Linked DNA regions of Mus musculus: region 2 is linked to region 1. The links are chromatin loops, found by intact Hi-C in ENCODE. Cell type or tissue: left cerebral cortex. All regions are shown on one strand. Each heading gives the region's core, and the rest is flanking DNA. Links, peaks and the distances in the headings are about the cores only.

Region 1 (11,502 bases), core at 2,136-10,135:
GTCAGTACCAAGGCAGCTTGACTTTGGACCATGGTGAGTGTATGCTCCTGGCTCCCTGACTCTGAAAGGGGATTGTAATCACTTAGCAGTTGTCCCATGTCCCATCTCCCAGGTCTCAGGACCTCAGTGCCCTCCACACATCAGGACCTAAGACTGTGTGGTCCCTGTCCTCTCAAGGGAGTCCTAGAGAAAGCAAAACAGTTGGTAGAAGAAAAGCTGATGGTGCTGTGGAGGCAGGGGGATTGCAGATGCAGTGGTGTGCTAGGATGCACTGCCAAGATTTGAGGAACAGCAGGGAGGGAGGCAGGCTTAGTTAATGCACAATGAAGTGCTTATAGAAAACAGGGTCAGAGCTGGACTTCTCAGGTACTCAGATTTACTCTGCCATCCTGAGAAGCCATTTCCCCTGTGGGTATAACCTGAGCTGAGAGCAGTGTGGAAGTATTGGGTGATGTGAGCACGGGCCCTGGCCGGATAGCCTGCTGTACTTGTGCAAAGCTCAGGGATGGAGAGGGTGTATAAAGGAGAGAGTCTGGGGCAGAGTTCAGGGCGTCTTGGGCTTTCAGGGATGAGAAGAGCCAGTGGGAGACTGCAAGAGAGAGCACCCTGCAAGGGAGGTATCAGGGTGCCTCTGAAACAAGAGAACAGCTGCCAGGTCCCCGGAGTTCATGGATGCTCTGTGGTGACGCAGGGACTTGGGAGTCCACATCCTACTAGGGTAGCTTGAAGCTGTTGCAGGATCTCCAGGATCCAACCTCAAAGCCACATGTACCTCAGGATAGCCCAGGAAGATGCACTTTTTTTTTAATGTAGAGAATGTCCTAGGGCTGGGGTGAATGGCAGAGCCAGGCTCACAGCCACCACTGCCTGCTGCTAGCACCCTCTGGGATCGCTGACCCCCAGCTACTCACAGCTCACCATTTAGAGCCCAGCGTAGGGTTTAGAACAATCTTGTCTTCTCGTGCTCCTGGCAGAGCTCCTCCATCCCCAGTGGTGGCTTCTGAGAGTTTTGGTGGCAGGTAGACCCACACGTCCAGAGTGAGTGGAGATTGTGAGTGCAAGGGGTGAGATTCCTCCATGGTATCTTGTCTCCCCCACCTCGTTCTCCCACTTCCCTTCCTCTACCAACTCCTCTTCCTTTTTTTTTTTTTTTTTTTGGTTTTTTTCTTGAGACAGGGTTTCTCTGTATGGCCCTGGCTGTCCTGGAACTCACTTGGTAGACCAGGCTGGCCTTGAACTCAGAAATCTGCCTGCCTCTGCCTCCCAAGTGCTGGGATTAAAGGCGTGCGCCACCACCGCCCGGCTCTTTGTTTCTTGAGACAGGGTTTCTCTATGTAGCCCTGGCTGTCCTAGAACTCCCTCTGTAGACCAGGATGGCCTCAGAACTCAAGAGATCTGCCTGCCTCTGCCTCCCAAGTGCTGGGATTAAAAGTGAGCCAGTACTGCCCATGAGAAGGGCCGGGGGGGAGGGGTGGCTGCCCACAGCCCAGGGCCTGTCCCTCTGTCGCTATTGAATACTTGGATACAGTTCAAGAAGAGTAAAAGGCACAAATAAGCCAGGTGTTTTTGCACATCTTTAATGCCAGCACTCCGGAGACAGAGAGGTAGGTAGATCTCTGTGAGTTTTGAGCCAGCCTGGTCTATAGAGTGAGTTCCAGACAGGATAGCCAGGTCTGTACAATGAAACCCTAAAACCCTGTCTTGAAAAAAAAAATATATATATATATATATATATTTAAATCTATGTGTGTATATGTCTGTATACCAACAGAGGCCAAAAGAGAGTGTCAGATCCCCTGGAGCTGGAGTTACAGGCAGTTGTGGGCCACTGCTATGGGTACTAGGAACCAAGTCCTGTCCCTCTAGAAGAGCAGCAAACACCCTTAACTACTTGGTTATCTCTCTAAGCTTCATTCCCATCTCATGTAGCCCAGGATGGCCTTGAATGCACTATCTATCTGAGAACGGTCTTGAGTCTGGTCCTTCTGCCTCCACCTTCTGAGTTCCAGGATTGCACACATACACTGCCACACCTAGTTTATACCATGCTGAAGACTGGACGGAGCTGTATCCTCAGCCCTGCGGTGTCTTATTGCGTCTCTCATTTCCTTTTCAGGGTTAGCCTGGTCCACCATGAAAGGTTCACGGACCATCACTGCCACTCCTGAAGGCAGTCCAGAAGCTGTGGACTTGAGTCTGATTGGCCTCCCTCCGCCCATGTCCCAGCGGCCCGGCAGTGCCTCTGCCACAAGGTCTATTTTCCGTTCCATGTCTGTGGCTACAGGCAGCGAGCCAAGAAAAAAGGCACTGGTGAGTGTGGGTCTGGGACCCTCTTGGGGTGGCATCTAGTCCCTGGTAACAGTTCCTCACAAGAGCGTTTATCTCATATTCATGGTCATGCTCCTGTGGGCAGTAGACCACGCAAGCCACGTGAGCTGTGCTGTGGCAAATCCAGACCCTTCTGGCATCCGGCTTTCCCCTCCTGTCCCACTGTATTTAGGCTTCTTGGGTTCTTCAAAGCTACCCTTCTAGAAACTGGGTGGGCAGCAGATGGGCAGGGAGGGCTTTGGGGAGGGCTGTCTTTCCTTTCCCAGCCTACCTCTGTGGGGCATGAATCAGAAATGTCACTCAGAAATTCATGGTGTGGACATGAGGGGTCAAGCTGGACTCCCGCCCACCTCCACCCCACCCCCACTCGCTCTGGCCTTACTAATTTTATGTATATGAGTACCCCATTGCTGTCTTCAGACACCAGAAGAGGGCATCGAATCCCATTACAGATGGTTGTGAGCCACCATATGGTTGCTGAGAATTGAACTCAGGACCTCTGGAAGAGCATTCGGTGCTCTTAACCACTGAACCATCTCTCCAGCCCCAAGCTGGGCTCCTGTAACCCAAAGCTACTCTCTGCTAGGCATTCCCTGGCCAGGCCCAGAAAGGAAGCAAGTACTTTGTGGGCCAGGGCTGTGCCTGAATCTAGCCTGAACTTCTAAAGCAGGGAGGAACCTGGGTGAGACCTGCATGCTGCCTGTCCTCTGCGACTCTGCCCGAGAAGCAGGTCCTTGCTGAGGGTGAAGGGCTGGTTGGTGTCTGAGCTTGCTTTCTTGACAAAAGGCCCACCTCCTCCTTCTTCCTGAAAAAGTGTGTCAGGCGGTGTAGCCCTCCATTGCTCAGGGTGCATTCTGGGACAGAGATAGCGAGGTGGTAAAGAACAGAAGTAGCAAGACGGTAAAGGACAGAGGTAGCAAAAAACGGTAAGGGACATTTGGTACAGACAAATTGCCGCAGCGAGCCAGCCATCTGCCTCAGCCGAGGGACGGACAGCTCAGACTAGCGTGAGTCTCAGCTCCGCCCTCTGTGACCCCAGCCTTGCTCTTGAGTTGCTGTTTCTTATCCTGTGTGGATCCCTCCACTGCACCGAAGCCCTAAGCAAGGAGGGCAGCCAGGCCTATGCGCGTGGACCAAAGATCTGCTGCTGCACCCCTGCTGCACGGAAGCTTGGGCTCCCTCTGTGGCTCCCTGGACACAGCCACCTCTCGCAGGCCTCCTGCTGAGAGCAGTTCTATCATCTCAGTTTTTCCTTCAGTGGCAGCTCGTGTGGCTGAGTTCTGGGTGGGGGAAGCTGCCAAGTCCTCTCTCCTCGGGACTCCTCGCTGGGATCGGTGCGGCTGTTTGTCTTGTAGGATGATGCTACCCTGCTATACTTAATGAAAGAACAGTCCACCGGGCCGGGACCTCCTGTGGGCGGGGCCTCATTTTACTGCTGGTCCTTGTCACTGTTTGACCTCATTGGGGTCCTGAAGGGCATTTGCTCTGGGCAGGCCTCTAAATCTCAAGAGACCGGACTTGTCATTGGAGCAGATGCCCCACATATGACAGTGAAGCGGGCATGCTTTGTCTCGGGAGGATGGGGGCGTGGGACAGGGAGAGGGTCTATCCTGGGCTGATGACGCTGAGCCTTTGCACAGATGGAGTCTAAGGTTCTTAGCTCACGCTCTCATTTATCTGATGAGCACTTGATCACCTTCCGTGAGCACAGGAGCCACCTTTATCCCTTTCCTCAGCGTGGAGAATATAAAACTGCCATCAGAAAAATGGGGGAAAGGAAAGGGCACCCCTGAGCCGTCACTGACCCCGTGGCAGTTGATGTATTTAACAATTCCACATTAAGAGTAGTGGTGCACAGCCGGGCGTGGTGGCGCACACCTTTAATCCCAGCACTTGAGAGGTAGAGGCAGGCAGATTTCTGAGTTCGAGGCCAGCCTGGTCTACAAAGTAAGTTCCAGGACAGCCAAGGCTACACAGAGAAACCCTGTCTCGAAAAACAAACAAACAAACAGAGTAGATGATCAGATGTGCCGCTGTTTAAAGTGCAGAGGGCCAAAGAAGGGAGAGACAAGCCTGCTGCTAAGGTTCACACCTGCTGCCTCTGGCCTGCAGGCGGCCCGTGCTCCGCTGTGCCCACTTCATCTCCTGTTCCCTGTGATGCATCGCATCCACTGCCTGAGAACACTAGGCCAGCTGTTGATGACCACAGTGACAGAGCGAACAGTTCCTCGCTGGGCCCTCCCCCACTGCAGGGGTGAGGGGCTCCCCACTTTGTGCAGAACACCTAGGTTCTCAGAGGCTGGGCCCTGCCCCCCCCCCCTCACTGTCCATGTGCCACCAAGAGCCTCCCAGCTTGTTTGGAATCCAGTGATTTCTCTAAGGCCTGGCCTGGTGTCTGAGGCCTTCTCTGCTAAGCAGGCTCTTTTTTCCCTTCTGAAGGAGGCCACTGGACCTGGAGGCCCCCGAGCTATCAACAATCTTCGAAGATCTAACAGCACTACACAGGTCAACCAGTCATGGACGGGCTCCCCCAGGTAACCTACTGTGACTCCCGGTCCCCCTCAACCTCTCGAGGTGGTCTTGTTCCATCAGGTAACTCCAGCCTCCCTTCTCCTCCCTCCCTAGCCCTTCCTGCAGCTCTGTCCATTGTGGTCTCTGCTGGGCAGTGGGATCTGGGGGCTCCTCCCTTAGGAAAATAGGGACTGCACTTCTACCACACGCAGACAGAGCCTCAGCGCCTGGGGTATGCACTCAGGACGTCTACTCTGCCAAATTACTGGTGACTGAAAATGCAGGACGCACTTGAGGTGTGGGGTGTACACGTGTGACGGTGCTAGAAGTTGGGTGTATACGGGGGCTGTAAATGCACATGGCCGTGGCATATGGATTTGTGGGCTGTGCTTCATGTGTGGCGTGTATTATGGAGTATTTGTAGTTTGTGGTTGTGTGATATGGATGCTGTGTACTATGGGTATGCAGGTATGTGGTGTGCGGAGAGGATTTGGTGCATATAGCATGCATGCGTGCACGTGTATGTGTGTGTCTGTCTCTGTGTGTGTATGTGTGGTGTGGTGCGTGCGTGCATGTATGTATGTATATGTGTGTCTGTGTGTGTCTGTGCAGTGTAGTTATGCTTATTAATGATATCCAGGAAACCCTTTGTAGATGTATCTGCCTATGGGAGAGCAGGCCTAGTTCTGTTAGCAGTTAAATGTCTTAGATCTTTCTCTTGGCTCTGATCAAGTACCCTGACAAAAGCCATCTGGAGAAGAACTTGCTTATTCTGAATCACACTGCAGTCTGTCACTGCAGTGAAGTCACCACAGCCGGAGCGGGAAGCTGCTGGTCACCTCTGCAGTGGAGGAGGGTAATGGTTGTGTCCTTCTCAGCTCGCTTCCTCCATGGATCCCAATCAAGGAATGGTGCTGGCCACGTGGGGAAGAAAGAGCGGGCATGCCTTCCCACCTCAAATTAACGGATCACAGAGTCATGCTGAGAGACCAGTTCCTGAATGATTGTAGATCTTGTTAAACTGACAAAACCCAGTGCAGCTCCAACCCTTATTAGCTTGGTACCCAAATACATTGCTCTGAAGTCACAACCTCCCACTCCTTATTCTCTCAGGCTCCTGACCATGTTATAATAGAAAATACTTTTAGTCCAACTTAAAAGTCTCTGTAGTCTGTCACAGTTAGCTCCTATTTTTTTTTAAAAAGTATGTTTATTTAATACATCAGAGCCCAGAATAAGATTCATATTCTAAAATTGAAGAAAAGGGCACAGCAAAGAACAGGGCAAGTCTTTGTCAACCAAATCTGGCACTGGGGGCTCATAATGTATTCAGTTGGGCTCCAAAAGGCTTGGTTCCCCATATACATTCTGGAGTCCAGACTGCAACCTGGTCTTCCCCTTGACAGCTTCCTGCATTGCTTGCTCTAGTGTCCCATGCAGCCTCACTACACGCAGCCTCCCTGACCCTATGGTAACTCTTGCAGTCTGCATGCTGTGATAGTACCAGCACCATGTGGACAGCACCAAGCCCTGCCAGCCCTTGGTGTATCTGGGCATCACGGGGTCATGGGTATAGTGCTGCTACATTGGAGCCTCAGCAGCCGAAGCAGAACAATGTTGCCCTTGCTGGTCATGGAGCAGGGCATCTCTGGGGCTCTGCAGGCCTTTTGTGAGCAGTTACATGGGTGCTGGGAACCCAACTTGGGTTATAAAATGGCACTGCTTATATAGCCCGCAGGTGACGTTTCAGCACCTGATGTGGCGTGACAGCTCCTGATTCGTTGCTCGCCCATCACCCCATTACTACACCGCGAGATGGGCAGTGACTAGGCGTGAGTTCACTCTTGCACTTGCGCATAAGGCTTGTTTATTAGTTAAGCACAGTGGAAACCAGCGCCATCTTATAATGGCGATTGCTCACGGCATGCACGCGATTGCTCGTGGCATGGCTCTCCACATCTCCCCCTTTTTATTTTATTAAAATTTGAGGCTGGTCTAGGTCTCTGCAGTCATGTCCATCTGCTGTGGCTCCTGTCTTAGGTCATTCCTCCAATGTCACAGATTCAACCATGGCACTCTGGCTTGATGCGGTGCTGTGGCCCTGTGGAGGGCCTCATGTCCTGTCTTCTGCCCCTGTGTCTTACTGTGCTGGCCCCAAGCTGTCTCCTGTCTCTCCGAAGCCATGCAAGGATGACACTTGCCAGACGAGAGCTCTTCAGTATGGGCCCTCTGGTCCTCATTTCTTTGTGACTTTTTCATAAGTTCTGCCAACTTCCACCAACCCCAGTGTCCATGAGAGTCTTGCATATTTCTTGCTAGGTTGTCTAGGGCCTCACAGTCCTTATGCTGGGGCTTCGTCCCCATTTCTGATGGGTTTCAGTGTTGACCCTGGCCCGGTAGCCTTCCTGGATTTTAGTACTGCATTGTGTCTAGCTTCTTCACCATTTGTGAATCAGGACAAGTCCTTCCCCTTCTACCTCCCTGCCTTCCATGTTCAGGCACACTGAGCCTACCCCCTCCACAGGAAAGTGGATTTTGCGGTACTTTCTTCTGTGGCCCACTAACATGGCTGGTGATGCCAACACTGTACCTTGGCCATTGTCAGGGCGATGGGTGAAGCCTGTAACGGTGTGGAGTCTATCAGAGTGGCAGTCTTGCCAGGGATATGTCTGGGCTGAGAAGAGACATCAGGGAACTGACTGCCTATCATCCTCCCCTTTCTCTCCTAGAGAGTGTGGAGATGGCAGCCCAGAGCCAGGAATGCCAACAGTCCCTGGCCTACACTTCGTGTCCCATCCCGCTCACATCTCAAGAACAGCTCAGAGATTTGCTCATTTGTTGGTGCTAGAGACGGAGCCCAGTGCCATGCACACACTAGGCAAGCACCCACTCTGCTGCTGAGCCAGATCGTGGCCCATTCAATATTGTCAGCTCAGCCAGCGTCATGGCCCCGTCTGGGGCGTTCCTCACCCCATGGCTGCTAAGGTTCACTGTGTCCTCCACCAGCCTGCATTCTGTCCCTGTGGATCTGCCTGCTCTGGACATTTCTTATAATGAGAATGAGATACTGTGTGGCCTCCTGTATGTGGCCCTCTGCCTGAGCATGCTTTCAAGGCTCACTGTGTGACATTGTTTCACTCGGGCATGATGCTGGGCCTCATGGCCCTGTGCACAGTTTGCTAGCTGCCAGAGCTTCCTGCCTCACACGGGACATTGCTCCAGGCTCTCTCACTCCATCAGGTTCAGACCTTGGGCATAGTATGTCTGTGGCCCCCTGGGGGAGTTCCTGCCATCTAGCTGATCTTCCTTGTTGCCTCTGACTTTCTTGAGCTGACTCGTATGTGGCTCTTTGTGTGTAGGGGAATGAGGGTAATGGCAGTAACTGGTAGCCACATGTCTTAAGGCCTTTGATCCTCAGGCTCATTATAGCTACCCAGACTTCCAAACCTTGTCCCACTGAGGCATCTCTGCCAGTTAGGAATGTATGTCAGGGTTAAGAAACATTTTTTATGTATATAATGTTTGCTTATATACCTATATGTACACCATATGTGTACCTGCTGCCCTCAGAGGCCAGAAGAAGGTGTCATATCCTCTAAAAATGCTGTTACATAGGGTTGTGAGCCTCTGTGTAGGTGCAGGGAACCAAACTGGGTCCTGTGCTAGAGCAGCAAGTGCTCTCAGCCTGAGCCAACTCTCCAGCCTCCAAGAAACATTCACCATGTCCTGGAGTCATGCCCTCTTGCCTTCTGTAGAGCACCCGCCTGTCTTCCTTCCTGGCATCCCTAGCCCTTGACTTTGTGTGCATACTTCTCTCTGACACAGGCCAGCAGAGCCCACCGACTTCCTGATGCTCTTTGAGGGCAGCACCAGTGGGAGAAGAAGGGTGGCCAGTCTTAGCAAGGCATCCAGTGAGAAGGAAGCCACGTGGAACGTCCTGGTAAGGGGGTGTGTGAGGCAGCCATGAGTCCTGGTGTTCCTGCCAGATCACCATCAGGCTCCTTCTACATCCTTCCTGCCTAGAGAGGCAGCTGTTGCGGGGTGGGGTGGGGTGGGGTGGGGTGGGGTGGGGTGGGGGGAGGGTGTCCCAGGCTTGCTGAGCTTTGGTCCTGACACTGGTCCCTTGGGGCATAGCATCTGCTGCCTCATGACACATAAGGGCCTGCTGTTGGTATTGGGCTGTGCTCCTAGTGTTCCAGGCTGTGAAGTATCCGTGTGATCCACAGGATGAGCAGCCCAGGGGCTTGGCTTTGCCAGCCAGTGCTCAGAGTCCCAGCACCCTTGACTCTGCCTTGGGCCCACGGAGGAAGGAGTGTCCTCTGGCACCCAGCTTCACCGCTAACAACAGGTATTGTCCCACCACACACACCTGGTCCCAGGAGACTCTTTGTCTTTTATGTAGCTGGATTCAGCTACTTTGTACTGAGTGGAGAAGTCAAACTAATGGCTTTCCCCTCAGCCAAAGAGAATCCTTGTAAGGTGGTAGCTTGCACAAAAGGGACCTGTGGCCACTGTTTAGACAGTATCAGTGGTCAGCTCAACAAGCCTCCTGGCCTCCTGGAAGGCTCTTCTCCCTTGGAGGAGCCTTTTTTCTAGATGCCTGAGTCAACCAGCTGAACTTCTCAGAAACGTCAGGTCCAGGAGTTTCCTCCAGGCCAGCTGTATCTGACTTGAATGGTTCGTTTGGGGGGTGAGCCCATGTCAGAGCTGTGCTTGTCACTCTTGGGGACAGGACAGATCACAGCATGTCAGAGAGCAGTGACCAGCATGGCAGGCAGGAGCTGGTGCTGTGGCCTCACTAATAGACCAGGAGAAGCCACTGGAGCAAGCAAGGCTCTGGGCCATTTCCAGAGCATTTCCAAAACATCCCTTGACCTTGGGGGCAGTGACATCATCCACTTTGGGTGCAGGAAAGGGCTGTTGGCCGCTGGAGTCCTGGCCATGGACTCCCAGGGGCACTTGGTCATTGCCATAGTATGCACTGAGAGTTTTTATGGCAGCGTGTGCCACAAACCAAACCTGATTGTTTCCTCCAGCCCCACTCCTTCCTGGTCTCTCTGACAGGAGCAACAAAGGTGCTGTGGGCAACTGTGTCACCACCATGGTGCATAACCACTATGCCTCCTCGAAGATGGTGTCGCCCCCCAAGAGCTCCAACCAGACAGCCCCCTCCCTCAAGTAAGGCCTGTTCGAATGCACACAGGAAGCATGTGGCCCGGGGAGGGACGCAGGCAGGCTGGGCCCTGAAGGAAGCTCCTGTACACACACAGAACCACGTGCCATAGTTGGGGTAACTGGAGCCCTATACCCCATCTGTCTGCTTCTAGACTTCTGTACTGAGAACCTCTTTCTGTTTATAAAATGTAAAGGACATTTACACAGGTGCCAGGCAATGGGACTTTGGGGTACAGGTAGTTCTAGGGGCCAGCAAGGTGGAGGTGAAAGGTCAACCTTGCACCATGGTTCGTGGGCCTCCTCCAGGCTTAGAACCAGGGCATGGGTCGGGGACCCTGCCTAGAGCTGTGGACACAGTTAGGCTTCTCTTTGTCTCATCAGCAATATTGTGAAGGCAGCAGCCCGTGAGGGAGGTGAGGGCAGCGACTTGGGGAAGCCTCGGAAGAATTTGTCCAGTGCCAGTCAGTCCGCTCGAGGCACTACCGGCCTGCTGAGGCGGAGGGAGGTGACTGAAGAGGAAGCCGAGAGGTGACTGTTCTCAGGGAGTTGTGGGGCCAGGGGCTTGGGACCTATGACTCTAACAGTTGGTTTTTAGACAACATGAATGGGAGGGCCACACTCGCTGAGACTCCATGTGTCTAAAACGCAAGGGCAAGATGGTTATATGGGGGAGGGGCTGTAGTTGCTTGGGGCGTGACAGGAACCAGGACACCACAGGGATTGTTCTCTGAGGGTGGTGGGAATGTTCTAGAATTGGATTGTGCTGATGGACGCACAGCCCTGTAAATCTGCCTCAGAAAGCATTGAATTGTATGCCACAAACGGGAGGGTTTTATAGCACGGTAATTATACCTCCGTGAAACTGGTGATTAAAAACACATTTAGCAGAAAGAAGATAAAAGACTGAGGAGAACAAACACCTGCCTGTGGGGCTGCAGCGGTGGGCACAGGCACAGGCGGGGCCTTCCTGGCTACCATGGGTGAGGCTGCCCTTGACAGTGCCCTCTGGGGCGGCAGCGGTGGGCACAGGCACAGGTGGGGCCTTCAGTGGCTACCATGGTGGCTCCTTGCCAGGCCCCATTAGCAGGTGAATAGCTGCATTGAGGGCTTCCCTGGTCTGGTCCAACCAGACCACCCACCTGGCCTGTGACTTCCTGGGCTGAGTATGGGGAGAGGTCCTGCCATAGACAGTGGGAGGGGGGGAACTGGAGGCAAGGCCAGGAGCCGTCAGCTCCCCAGAGCCCCATCTTGGTGCTTCTCTGGATGGGCCTCATTGCAGAGCCAGGGCACTATGGCAGGCAGCCGGAGGTACTTGGTCCCCTGTCGTTACCCTCCGCAACGATCTGTTCACAGCCCTTCTAGTCAGGGTTGAGGGGTTTGGTTTAATCAGCTTTGTTGAGTTATTATTTGTTTTCTTGCAGTTCTGGGATGGGACCCAGAGGTTTGCAAGGTTTACCACTAGGCTCTCTTCCCCAGACCACTGGGTTT
Region 2 (11,502 bases), core at 2,258-10,257, 65 kb after region 1:
ATGCCGAGGCTGGGATGAGACATTTGTGCTCTGCTTCCTTGCAGACGGTGCCCCGCTCAGTGAGCTGTCCTGGTCCTCGTCCCTCGCGGTGGTAGCCGTGTCCTTCTCTGGAATCTTCACTGTCGTCATCCTCATGCTGGCCTGCCTGTGTTGTAAGAAGGGCGGCATCGGGTTCAAGGTGAGGACCTCGCACCGACCGCATCCACCCACCACCCGGCTCCCCTCCAGTTTGGGGTTACCGTGATGGTTGATTTTTCACCTGTGACCAGCTGAACCCCTTGTCTGGTCTCCAATAGTCCCTCTACTGGGGGCTCCTGGGACCCCACCCCCTGCCCCTCGTTTTGGGACCTTCTTTGTAGACATGGCCTGACCCTTTCCAGCGCCAGGTCAGGCCTGTCCATGTCCAGAGAAGCCGAAATGACCATAAGGAGCATTTAGGGGCTCTCGAGAACATTCCGACTCTCAGTGAAGGGGACCCCCACAGAGGTCCTTACATCTGTGCTCACTGAGTCAGAGGGAAAGTGAAGCCCCAAGACACATGTCCCCGGCAGCGACATCACTGGGGAGCTCCTAGCTGGGCATGTTTTGCTCAGAGGACATCCATCAGATTCCCGAGACAAGGGCCATCCTATTTCTGGAATGTCCACTGAGGGCCCTGGGGCCTTCACTACACTCTCCCTAGTACAGTCTCCCTAGGAGGCTAGACCCCACAGCTGAGGCCTTCACTCCAGTGATGGAGGCCCTGCATCTTTCCAACCCAGTGGCCACCCTGCTGTCACACTGTGGTTCCAAACAAGAATGCAGGGCAGAAAGCACAGAGCTACCCACCCCCAGGAAGCGCCACCGGGAGCTGCGGGGGCTGCAGCCTTGTCTGTCAGCATATTGAGGCCTGGCCAGAGCCCTGGACATTCCCGCACCCACGTGGGGTTGCAGGCTGGGTAGGAGGTCAGGGTGGGAACAGGGCTTGTGGTCCAGCACAGAGCCAGCCTGTATCTTAGGGGTACCTCCTACTGGGTAACCTGCACCAAATGCTATTACCCTTTTGCAGAGTCCCAGTACCTGGTAGCACAGACCCCAGCCAAACTTGGGTGTTTAGTTCCTTAACAGCAGTGCAGTGTGCCCCCCTCCCTGGTGCCCCCACCCCAGGGGACAATCTCCCGACCTCCTGATTGTCAGCGCACAATGGGCTGGACAATCAAAGGAGAGTTGCATCCTGGAGGACCCTGAGGGCAGAACCTCAGGTCAGAGACGTGGGGGTGGGAAGCTAGGGCACAGCTTAGGCAGCCATTGTGTAGCAAGCCCCTCCTCAGGCGCTGAGAACAAGGCCCCACACAAGGACTGACAGCAGTCCCTCCCACCCTCGCCCTTCTCACCTCCTTGGGAACATGGTGCCCAGAACATTCCAGCACCAGTGTGCTTTGGTTGGAGGGTCACTGCCTCCTGCTTCCACAGCGAGCTCCCCACCGGGGCTGTTCTGGGCAGGGGCTGGATGCTAACCCTGTGCTACCTGATCGCCCGCTGTGCTGGGGGAACCCGGCTGGCTCTCTGGCAAGGGAAGGTAATGGTTGAAGCCAGAACTAATTCATACTACAAAGGGGGAAGCGGGCATCGCAGGCCCCAGCGTGTGGGGCTAGAGGACGTTCTAATGTGGTCTTTTAGGCTCCGGGGAGGAAGAGTTGCCACAGGTGTTAGAGGCTCTGCTCTCAGAATGCAGAGCTGGGCTAACCACTAGGAATGTAGGGCCACCCCCTTTACAGAAAGACAGATGACCTAGAAAAAGGTCCCCAGGGTATGTTTAGCCGTTTGTCCGCAGGAACGTGGCCCGGAGCGGGCAGCCAAGCTCCGGGTTTATGCCCAGTCCTCAGAGCCCAGTTTTCACCTGGGTGGGAGATGTGGCAGGGAGATTTGCCCGGTGCTGAGGACAAGCTGGCCTGGTTTCTGCTCTGTTCCTGTTTTGGTTTTGATGTGTTTGTTTGTGGTTCTAGGGCAAGTGTTCTTCCACGAGAAACCCTGTCCTTGTTTATGGCTGTGGCCTACCCCAGACTAATGCTGCTTGGAATGTGATCTAGATGGGGTGGGGTGGGGGTCGGGTGGTCTCTCCTAGGCTGATAGTCTTCAGAGTTAGCAGCCTGTCCCCAGAGTGATCTCCAGGGATGCAGGAGCAAGCTCTTAGGGTGCACTGGGGGGGGGGGGTGCAGGGCTGAGGGTACCCCACGGCATGCAGGCAGGCAGTGGAGGTGTGGATGAAGAACAAGTCCCTGGGTTCCTTGCTCCCTGCCCAGCTAGGGAAGAGGAACCGAATTACCTTCCCCGAGATGTGCAGTGAGCCCCTGCCTGTAAATCTGCTCTAAGCCATGGGGTGGCAGGGGGTGGGGGCAGGGAGGAGACCACTGACAGGGCCTATGAGGGGCTACTCTGCCTCTGTCCCTTTGAACTCTTTAGCCCTTCTCCAAGCAGGACTCAGCCTTGGGTTCCCAGCCCCACCTGGGCCTGAGGCCTTTGACCTCTGCTGAGATGGTGTCCCTGAGGAATTGGGGCCGGTGAACAGGTGGGGAATGGCCATGTGGCAGGGGCCCATGCTGTAGGCCTGTGTAAGTCAGGTTGAGTTTGGGGGTAAAGGGGCCTCTCCTAGCCTGCCTCCATTAGCCTGTGTCCTGCTCACCCACCCGTGCCGGCCCGACCCACAGGAGTTTGAGAATGCTGAAGGGGACGAGTATGTGGCCGACTTCTCGGAGCAGGGCTCCCCGGCTGCAGCTGCACAGACCGGCCCCGATGTGTATGTCCTGCCCCTCACCGAGGTCTCCTTACCCATGGCCAAGCAGCCGGGTCGCTCCGGTGAGTGGTGTGGGGTCGCTTGGGGCATGGGCACTGGGAAGCCGAGGTCTCCTGGCCGCATCTCAGGCTGAGCTGTGTTGGGAGGTGCGTGGAGCCCCTCTGGGACCCAGGCTTGAGAGTAGCCTTGTCTGTCGCTCCTCCACCCCAGGGGCTGCCATGAGGTAACTGGGGCAGGTGGCTCAGCACTCTGGATTATCCATCTACCTCTGTTCTTCCCAGACTCCTGCTCCTTTGTACCTGTAGGAATGTGGCCCCGTTGTCCCTACCAAACAGGCTACCCACACAGCATAGGGAACAAGAGAAGCATCAATGCCCACCCCCTTACCCCCAACCCAGGTGTAGGCAGGGCCTCTTCCCATAGCTTCCTTGCCCTGTCTGCCTCTCCCATTTGCCTTCCTTCCAGAGCCTCTCCCTGCACCACCACCACCCCCCTCCTCTTTAGAGGTGACGGGTAAATGCTGCCCTGGTCACCTTGGTGCCTGGGACTATGACTACCTCTACAACAGTCAGCTCTCAGGCCTTTACAGCCTGGAAGTTTCAGCTCAGGGCTGTCTCTTGTCCATCTGATGGCGCCAAGGACACCGCGGAAGGTTTCAAGTGGAGAGTGCGGTTGGCCCCATCCCTGTGGTGAAAAGCAGGCCGCTCTTAACCTTGGGCCAGCCCTCCCAGGCTCTCAACACAATGCTTCCCATCCAGGGCCCAGCCTGCATCAAAGTACCTGTTTGAGCCAATAGAGACTTAGATAAATGCTGCCCTGGTCGCCACCAGCCTGACCCAACCCTGAATGCATGGCTCTGTGGCCCATCGAGTCTCAAGGGAGTGAGCTCAAAAGTCAGGCAGGATCCAGACATGGACACGTTTACCCACTGGCTCAAAGGCCTGCAGGTGTCCTTAGCACCTCCTAGGAGGCAGGCTTGGCTATCTATGGCCAAGGACAGTGGGACAGGGACCCAGGAGAGGGCAAAGGTGCTTTTTGCACTGCTCAGCTCTGTTGTTTTTTGGGTTTTTTGGGGGGGGGGTGCATCTTCTTTCAAGGAGGGAGAAATTTGTGTGAGATGGGTCAGCCCACCTAAGCCGCCTCCTCTACCTCTAGCTCCTAACATACAAGCACTCTCCTGCCCCCTGTGCTTGCCCTGGGTTCTACTGTCAGGACCCTGAACCCACTCTGGGACAACTGAGGTCCTAGAGACCCCAGGGTTTCCACCAGGCATTTAGACAGATTAGGTTCAGGGTGTAAGTCTTGGGGGCACAGTGCCCGGTGAGACTCTTCCATGAGCTGGGCACCAAGCAGACTTAGTCCCCGAGGGCTGCCATCTTCCCTTGGGCGTCCCAGCAGCCCTGACCCCGGCCTTCTGGGCTATCAGCGTGGGAGCAGAATTCAGAGAATCCGAGGGGGCATGAGTGGGTGCAGTGAGCCCTGGCCCTTTCCTCTGCCCACGCTGACCCTTCTTCTCCTCTGACTTCACTCTGCCTGTCTCACAGGGAGAATGGAGCCAGTGTGTCCCGTACAGGGCTGTGCCAAGCAGCCCCCAACAAAGGCGGCTTTGCTGTGGTGGGGGTTTGAATGCCAGCCTGTGGCAGGGGTAGGGGGTTGGTTGCTCTGCTGTCCTCCCAGGCCTCGGCACCAGCTTCCTGCCTCATCCAAACGCCTTTCCAGGCCCTGCTGTTTGGGCTTGGCTTCTCCCTGTGGCTCTGCTCTGGGCATCCCCAGGCTTTGCCTGGATGGAGACTTGAGGTCCATAGCTCTGCTGACAGCAGCCACCCCAGAGCCTAAGAGACACTGGCCCTCGATGACAGCGCTCAAACCTGGCCTCCACTTTATTGAAGCTTCTTTGGCTGGGGAGCTTGGGAAAGCTCTCTGGGCTCTGGAGAGCGTGGTCGGGAAGATGGAGAGGGAGCGGTGGCTAAGCTGTGTCTGGATTTCTGTTCCACTCTAGTGCAACTTCTCAAGTCCACGGACCTGGGCCGGCACAGCCTCCTGTACTTAAAGGAGATTGGCCACGGCTGGTTTGGGAAGGTAAGCATGCCCCGGGGTGGCAGGAATGGCAAAGGGTGGACCCACTACTCCTGGGGATCCCCTAGGGAGGGGCTCTTTCTAACACCCGCCCCAGACTGGACCATGTACCTGATTCCTTTTTCCTCATTGTAGTCCCCAGGCAGTGAGAAAAGTAGGAGCCTTGTGGGTGGACTGGGGCTGAGGGTTCTAGCCAGAGCTTGGTGAGAAGTTGTATGACCATCTGAGGCCCTGGGCGCTAGATGGCTTTTCCTATGGAGACTGAAAGGGGACCTGGTGATGCCTGTCACATTTGGCAGGTGTTTTTGGGGGAGGTACACTCGGGCGTCAGTGGCACGCAGGTGGTGGTGAAGGAGCTGAAGGTGAGCGCCAGCGTGCAGGAGCAGATGCAGTTCCTGGAGGAGGCGCAGCCCTACAGGTGGGTGGTGTGGCGGGGGCGGGGTGGGGCCGGGCAGGGGAGCAGCACAGTGGGAGAAACTGAGGGCTATGGGACACCCTCTCCTGCCCTCCAACTTAAACACCCGTGGACTCTTCCAGGGCCCTGCAGCACAGCAACCTGCTCCAGTGCCTGGCCCAGTGTGCTGAAGTGACCCCCTACCTGCTGGTTATGGAGTTCTGTCCACTGGTAAGTGGTCCTCTCGGGGAGGTAGCTCTGTCTCTCCCGGTCCTGTTCTGTAGCTCATTGTTCCAAAGGGGAGTGGCTCCTCTCTTGCTCAGCCTCTTGGGGTCTTTTGTTATTTCTAAAGTAGAGTCCTGGTAGTCCTTGCTCTCCCTCAGAGGAGGTCTGCGGAGAGAAAGTGAGCCAGCAGCAGCAGGGGCAACACTGTGGGGTCTTGGATAGTTCAGCGAGAGGTGTCCTGGGACAGCCACAGGGCTCCCGAAGCTCCTGGGGCAGAGCCTGAGTTCTGGGTCTTCGTGTTGCCCCTTGGGCCCTTTACATGCACAGCTCTGGTGGCTGCTTATATGGAGGTCACTGTGCCAGAATTGAGACACAGGCTTTGCTGAAACAGCAGTGAACACTAGGGTTCACAGCTGATCCACAGGCCACCAGACCCAGGTTCTCTTGGTGTGGGTGGCAGACTTGTGATGGGCTGGTCGCTGCAGCTAGCAGGTGACTGTGTGCTCTCTCGTCCATCAGGGGGACCTCAAAGGTTATCTACGGAGCTGCCGGGTGACAGAGTCCATGGCGCCTGACCCACTTACCTTGCAGCGCATGGCGTGCGAGGTGGCGTGTGGCGTCTTGCATCTACATCGACACAACTATGTACACAGGTGAGGGCTAGCGAGACTAGCCAGGCTACAGCTACAAAGCCCCACTCCCCCAGGGCCTTAACCCTCACCATCACACGACCCTGTGCAGAAAAGTCACGGTGATCCCACGTTGTGGGCCTCATGAACTGGGTTCATCTAAAAATAGCCACTCTGCAGGGAACTTTATCATTCTTAGAACTGGGAAAACTAACTGGGCATGGTGGCTCACGCCTTTAATTGCAGCGCTTGGGAGGCAGAGGTAGGAGAATCTCTGTGAGTTCAAGTCCTGCTAGGTCTACCTAATGAACTCCAGAATAGCCAGGACTATGTAGCAGGACCATCTCAAAATGAAATAAATTGTGAAGACTTGGCATTTGAAACTCACCTTGCAGACAGTTAAATGAAGAAACCCATCCTGTCTACTAGAGCAGTCAGCCATACTTGGGCTCCATACCAACCCCAGCCTCTTTCCCTCAGGCCACAAAGGGAGTGGCTGGGCTGGCCCTGTAGTGGGAGGGGTGGCTCTCTCCTGCCTCTGGTGGCCAGGATGCCCAGCCTCCCATGAGCTGGGGGCACATGCTGGAAGAAGTGGCAACGGACAAGCGGCCCACCAGCTCCAACGCTGCACAGGCCGTCCTCCCCAACAATATCCTGGTGCTGAGTGGGTGCACAGTGACTCCAGCATCAGTGATTTTGTTGAAGAGGGCAGCTGCCAGCCTCCTGCCCTGCCTGCTGCCTAGCCCAGCTGCCCCACCCATAGGCATGGACCCAGGTCACCCCACCCTGTCCCCTGACACAGTCCTCCTGGGGTAGAGGCAGGCCAAGGTGGCCCCATCTACATCCAGAGATCTCTCAGCAGAACAGCCAGTATGGCAGATGAGGGTGCGTCCCGTGGCACTCTATTGTCCTGTACCCCAAACACCTGGGGGTGGGGCGCTATAGCCAAGCAAGAGTTATACAGAGCCTGGCATTCCAGGCTTCCCACTGAGTTGGTGATTTTTATCCTCCACACAAAGGGGCCTTTGTGGTCCATACTGTTCTAGACCTCGGCTCCAGCTTGTGTAGCAGGCCAGGCAGGGCTGCACTCTAGAACATGGGCTCTGACTGCTGGCAGGACCCTCTGAGACACTCCGGGCTTCGGTTTCTCCATCAGTTCTTACCTCCTGGGGACTGGGATGGTGGAGTGTAGTCGGAAGGGTGAGGGTCCTGAGAGGACACTGCAGACTCTCTGCTCCATGGCTTGTTGGCCCTTGTTGGGCAGATCAGACAGAGGGTGGAGCGGGTTAGGGCTCTGGTGCAGTTAGACAGCACTTTGCTGGGGGGGGGGGGTCGTCCTTGAGCATCTTTTGCCTGATTTTCACATGCATTGAAGTGCATTGAAAACCGGGCTTGGTGGCGCAAGCCTTTAATCCCAGCACTTGGGAGGCAGAGTCAGGAGGATTTCTGAGTTCGAGGCCAGCCTGGTCTACAAAATGAGTTCCAGGACAGCCAGGGCTACACAGAGAAACCCTGTCTGGAAAAAAAAGAAAAAAAAGAAGAAGAAGAAGTATTAGAAATGCATTGAAGTCCACACAGGTCTTCCAAAATAGCCAGTACAGGGTGTGGAGCCAGAACTTGGGCACAAGTGGGTGGCCCCTCAGACACCCCTTCCTGTCGGTCTGCCTGGCTGTGCCCGGGAGCCCAACCATTCCACCAGGGCTCACTCAGGCTGGCACACTCTGCTGACATTGCCTTCCACTCCGCAGTGACCTGGCCCTGAGGAACTGCCTGCTTACGGCTGACCTGACAGTGAAGGTTGGTGATTATGGCCTGTCGCATTGCAAATACAGGGTGAGTAAGGCCGTCAGGGCCCGTGTGCAGGGGCAGCTGCTGAGCGGAGCTCACTCCCATCCTGTCCCTGCGTGCTACAGGAAGACTATCTCGTGACCGCTGACCAGCTGTGGGTGCCGCTGCGCTGGATCGCGCCAGAGCTGGTGGACGAGGTTCACGGCAACCTGCTGGTGGTGGACCAGACCAAGAGCAGCAACGTGTGGTGAGCGCAGGCAGGGCTGCCGGGAGGGCCTTGGGATGCCGCCTCCCCAGATGGCGCTGGCGTCAGCTATTCTAGTGGGGATGCTGCCTTTCAGTTCTGCCCCCTGCTCCAGCATTTTGACTTCCTTCTCTGGCTAGGATTAGGGCTGCCACACAGGGAAAGTGTACTCATGCCTGCCACCTTGTGGCCATGAGAGGCACTTTACAGGCTACTTCGTTGATGATGGGTTCCTGAGGTTCCTATACTGGTGTGTGTGTGTGTGTGTGTGTGTGTGTGTGTGTGTGTGTGTGTGTAGGGGGGACTGCCTTGACAGTCAAGGGTATGGGGCCTTCAGGATAGGACCAACTGACACCCCCCCAATACTGGCACCATATTTTGGTTAAAAATCATCCTGAGATGCTGTTGAAGGCCACTTGTCCTTAAGGGATACAGGATTCTGCCTTGCATCTGTGCCTCTAGAGAGGGGCGGCTGTGGCGTAGTGAGGTCCAGTCCCAGAGAGGCTGACATGATGACAGGTGTTCAGGGATTCTGTGCAGTCATGCTCAGCCACGTGTCACTGTGGTTGCTCCCGCAGGTCCCTGGGTGTGACCATCTGGGAGCTTTTCGAGTTGGGTGCGCAGCCGTACCCCCAGCACTCGGACGGGCAGGTGCTGGCTTACGCCGTCCGGGAGCAGCAGCTTAAGTTGCCCAAGCCCCAGCTGCAGCTGGCTCTATCTGATCGATGGTGAGGACCCCACCCCCCTGGGCAGGCAGGCCAGAGGGGCACAGGGGGCTGAGCCCTACAGCCTGGGGCTGCTCGGTCCACCTCTACAGGGCTTCTGGGTCTCTGCAGCCTGAACTACCCTAATTCAGGGCCCTTCCCAGGCCTCTGGGCCTGCCTTGGGAGATTGCCTTGACTGCCCCTAGTGTTCCCAGGGTACTCTGAGCATGGGGGAACGGACTGTCCCCGGAGGGCAGGTTATACTCCGGCCAGCGTGCCTCTGGATATGGCCAGGGCCACCCATGAGGGCCTCCCGGCAGGTACGAGGTGATGCAGTTCTGCTGGCTGCAGCCAGAGCAGAGGCCCACAGCTGAAGAGGTTCATCTACTGCTGTCCTACTTGTGTGCTAAGGGCACCACAGAATTGGAGGAGGAGTTTGAGCGGCGCTGGCGCTCCCTGCGGCCCGGGGGCAGCACGGGCCTGGGCTCGGGTTCTGCAGCCCCAGCAGCTGCCACCGCCGCCTCCGCGGAGCTCACCGCTGCCTCGTCTTTCCCGCTGCTGGAGCGGTTCACCAGCGACGGCTTTCACGTGGACAGTGATGACGTGCTGACGGTCACGGAGACAAGCCACGGCCTCAACTTTGAATACAAGTGGGAGGCTGGCTGTGGCGCTGAGGAGTACCCACCCTCGGGGGCTGCATCAAGCCCAGGCTCGGCAGCGCGCCTGCAGGAGTTGTGCGCGCCTGACAGTTCACCGCCGGGTGTGGTGCCAGTCCTCAGTGCCCACAGCCCCTCAGTGGGTAGCGAGTACTTCATCCGCCTGGAGGGGGCAGTGCCTGCTGCTGGCCACGATCCAGACTGTGCCGGCTGCGCTCCCAGCCCCCAGGCTGTGACTGACCAGGACAATAACTCTGAGGAGAGCACTGTTGCGTCCCTTGCCATGGAGCCATTGCTGGGCCATGCACCCCCAACTGAGGGTCTGTGGGGCCCCTGTGACCACCATTCACATAGGAGGCAAGGGTCACCCTGTCCCTCACGCTCACCCTCTCCTGGGACCCCGATGTTGCCAGCTGAAGACATAGACTGGGGTGTGGCTACCTTCTGCCCGCCCTTCTTTGATGACCCACTGGGTGCATCTCCCTCGGGGAGTCCTGGGGCCCAGCCCTCCCCCAGTGATGAGGAGCCAGAGGAGGGGAAGGTGGGGTTGGCCGCTCAGTGTGGACACTGGAGCTCTAACATGTCAGCTAACAACAACAGTGCCAGTCGCGACCCAGAATCCTGGGATCCTGGCTATGTTAGCAGCTTCACAGACAGCTACAGGGACGACTGCTCCAGCTTAGAGCAGACCCCTCGAGCCTCCCCTGAGGTGGGCCATCTCCTGTCCCAGGAGGATCCCAGAGATTTTCTCCCTGGGCTAGTAGCAGTCTCCCCTGGTCAGGAGCCAAGCCGTCCCTTCAACCTGCTCCCCCTGTGTCCTGCCAAAGGCCTGGCACCTGCTGCCTGCCTCATCACATCCCCTTGGACAGAGGGAGCTGTGGGTGGGGCTGAGAACCCCATTGTGGAACCCAAACTTGCCCAGGAGGCTGAGGGATCTGCTGAACCCCAGCTACCCCTTCCTTCCGTCCCCTCCCCATCCTGTGAAGGAGCCTCACTTCCCTCGGAGGAGGCAAGCGCTCCTGACATCCTACCTGCCTCACCCACACCCGCTGCTGGCAGCTGGGTGACCGTCCCTGAGCCAGCCCCCACCCTGGAGAGCAGCGGCAGTTCTCTGGGGCAAGAGGCACCCAGCAGCGAGGACGAAGACACGACCGAGGCAACATCAGGAGTCTTCACCGACCTGTCCAGTGACGGCCCACACACGGAGAAGTCAGGCATAGTACCAGCCTTGCGCAGTCTGCAGAAGCAGGTGGGGACCCCTGACTCCCTGGACTCTCTGGACATACCGTCCTCAGCCAGTGATGGTGGCTGTGAGGTCTTAAGCCCATCAGCTGCTGGTCCACCTGGCGGGCAGCCCCGTGCCGTGGACAGTGGCTATGATACAGAGAACTATGAGTCTCCTGAGTTTGTGCTCAAGGAGGCCCATGAGTCGAGTGAGCCTGAGGCCTTTGGGGAGCCAGCCTCAGAGGGTGAGAGCCCAGGGCCCGATCCTCTGCTCTCTGTCTCCCTTGGTGGCCTCAGCAAGAAGAGCCCCTACCGAGACTCTGCCTACTTTTCAGACCTGGATGCCGAGTCCGAACCCACCTTTGGCCCTGAGAAGCACAGTGGGATCCAGGACTCCCAAAAGGAGCAAGACCTGAGGAGCCCACCTAGCCCAGGGCATCAGTCTGTGCAGGCTTTTCCCAGGTCTGCAGTGTCCAGCGAGGTGCTGTCCCCTCCACAGCAGTCAGAGGAGCCCTTGCCAGAAGTCCCCAGGCCAGAGCCTCTCGGGGCTCAAGGCCCAGTTGGAGTGCAGCCTGTGCCCGGCCCAAGTCATTCCAAATGTTTCCCGCTGACCTCCGTTCCACTGATCTCAGAAGGCAGTGGCACGGAGCCCCAGGGTCCCTCAGGACAGCTGTCAGGGCGAGCCCAGCAGGGGCAGATGGGCAATCCTAGCACACCCAGATCCCCGCTCTGCCTGGCCCTGCCTGGCCACCCCGGGGCTTTGGAGGGCCGGCCGGAGGAGGATGAGGA

The links. Hi-C counts contacts between places; a loop is a spot of excess contacts. Peaks named below come from ENCODE experiments on the same cell type or tissue, not always from the same donor. Only the 100,000 strongest peaks of a DNase experiment are listed, where the experiment ranks them.
Region 2: a loop joins it to region 1, with 2.3 times the contacts of the local background. A loop is called at or near these places in 11 of 42 quality-filtered maps.

The regions. Positions count from the first base shown.
Region 1 is chr11:120,074,604-120,086,105 of GRCm38, reverse strand. It overlaps Cep131 (centrosomal protein 131), which reads left to right. Exons shown (of 26, transcript NM_009734.3): 2 at 2,117-2,310; 3 at 4,768-4,862; 4 at 8,665-8,779; 5 at 9,066-9,187; 6 at 9,904-10,017; 7 at 10,396-10,542. The coding sequence starts at 2,134. Among named protein-coding and RNA genes, the nearest start is that of Cep131, 6.5 kb to the left of the region's middle. In left cerebral cortex, for the core only: no CTCF peak of the experiment used is centred there; DNase peaks (open chromatin) are centred at 3,173, 3,908, 5,228 and 5,625.
Region 2 is chr11:120,010,078-120,021,579 of GRCm38, reverse strand. It overlaps Aatk (apoptosis-associated tyrosine kinase), which reads left to right. Exons shown (of 14, transcript NM_001198785.1): 2 at 45-178; 3 at 2,688-2,835; 4 at 4,773-4,852; 5 at 5,149-5,267; 6 at 5,387-5,474; 7 at 5,988-6,121; 8 at 7,846-7,930; 9 at 8,011-8,132; 10 at 8,708-8,857; 11 at 9,154-11,502. It overlaps Mir338 (microRNA 338), which reads left to right and starts at 6,718; the gene lies at 6,718-6,815. It overlaps Mir3065 (microRNA 3065), which reads right to left and starts at 6,813; the gene lies at 6,727-6,813. In left cerebral cortex, for the core only: CTCF peaks have their summits at 6,648, 8,278 (motif pointing left), 9,071 and 9,655 (motif pointing right); DNase peaks (open chromatin) are centred at 4,382, 8,274 and 9,475; H3K4me3 peaks cover 2,529 bases; H3K27ac peaks cover 7,167 bases.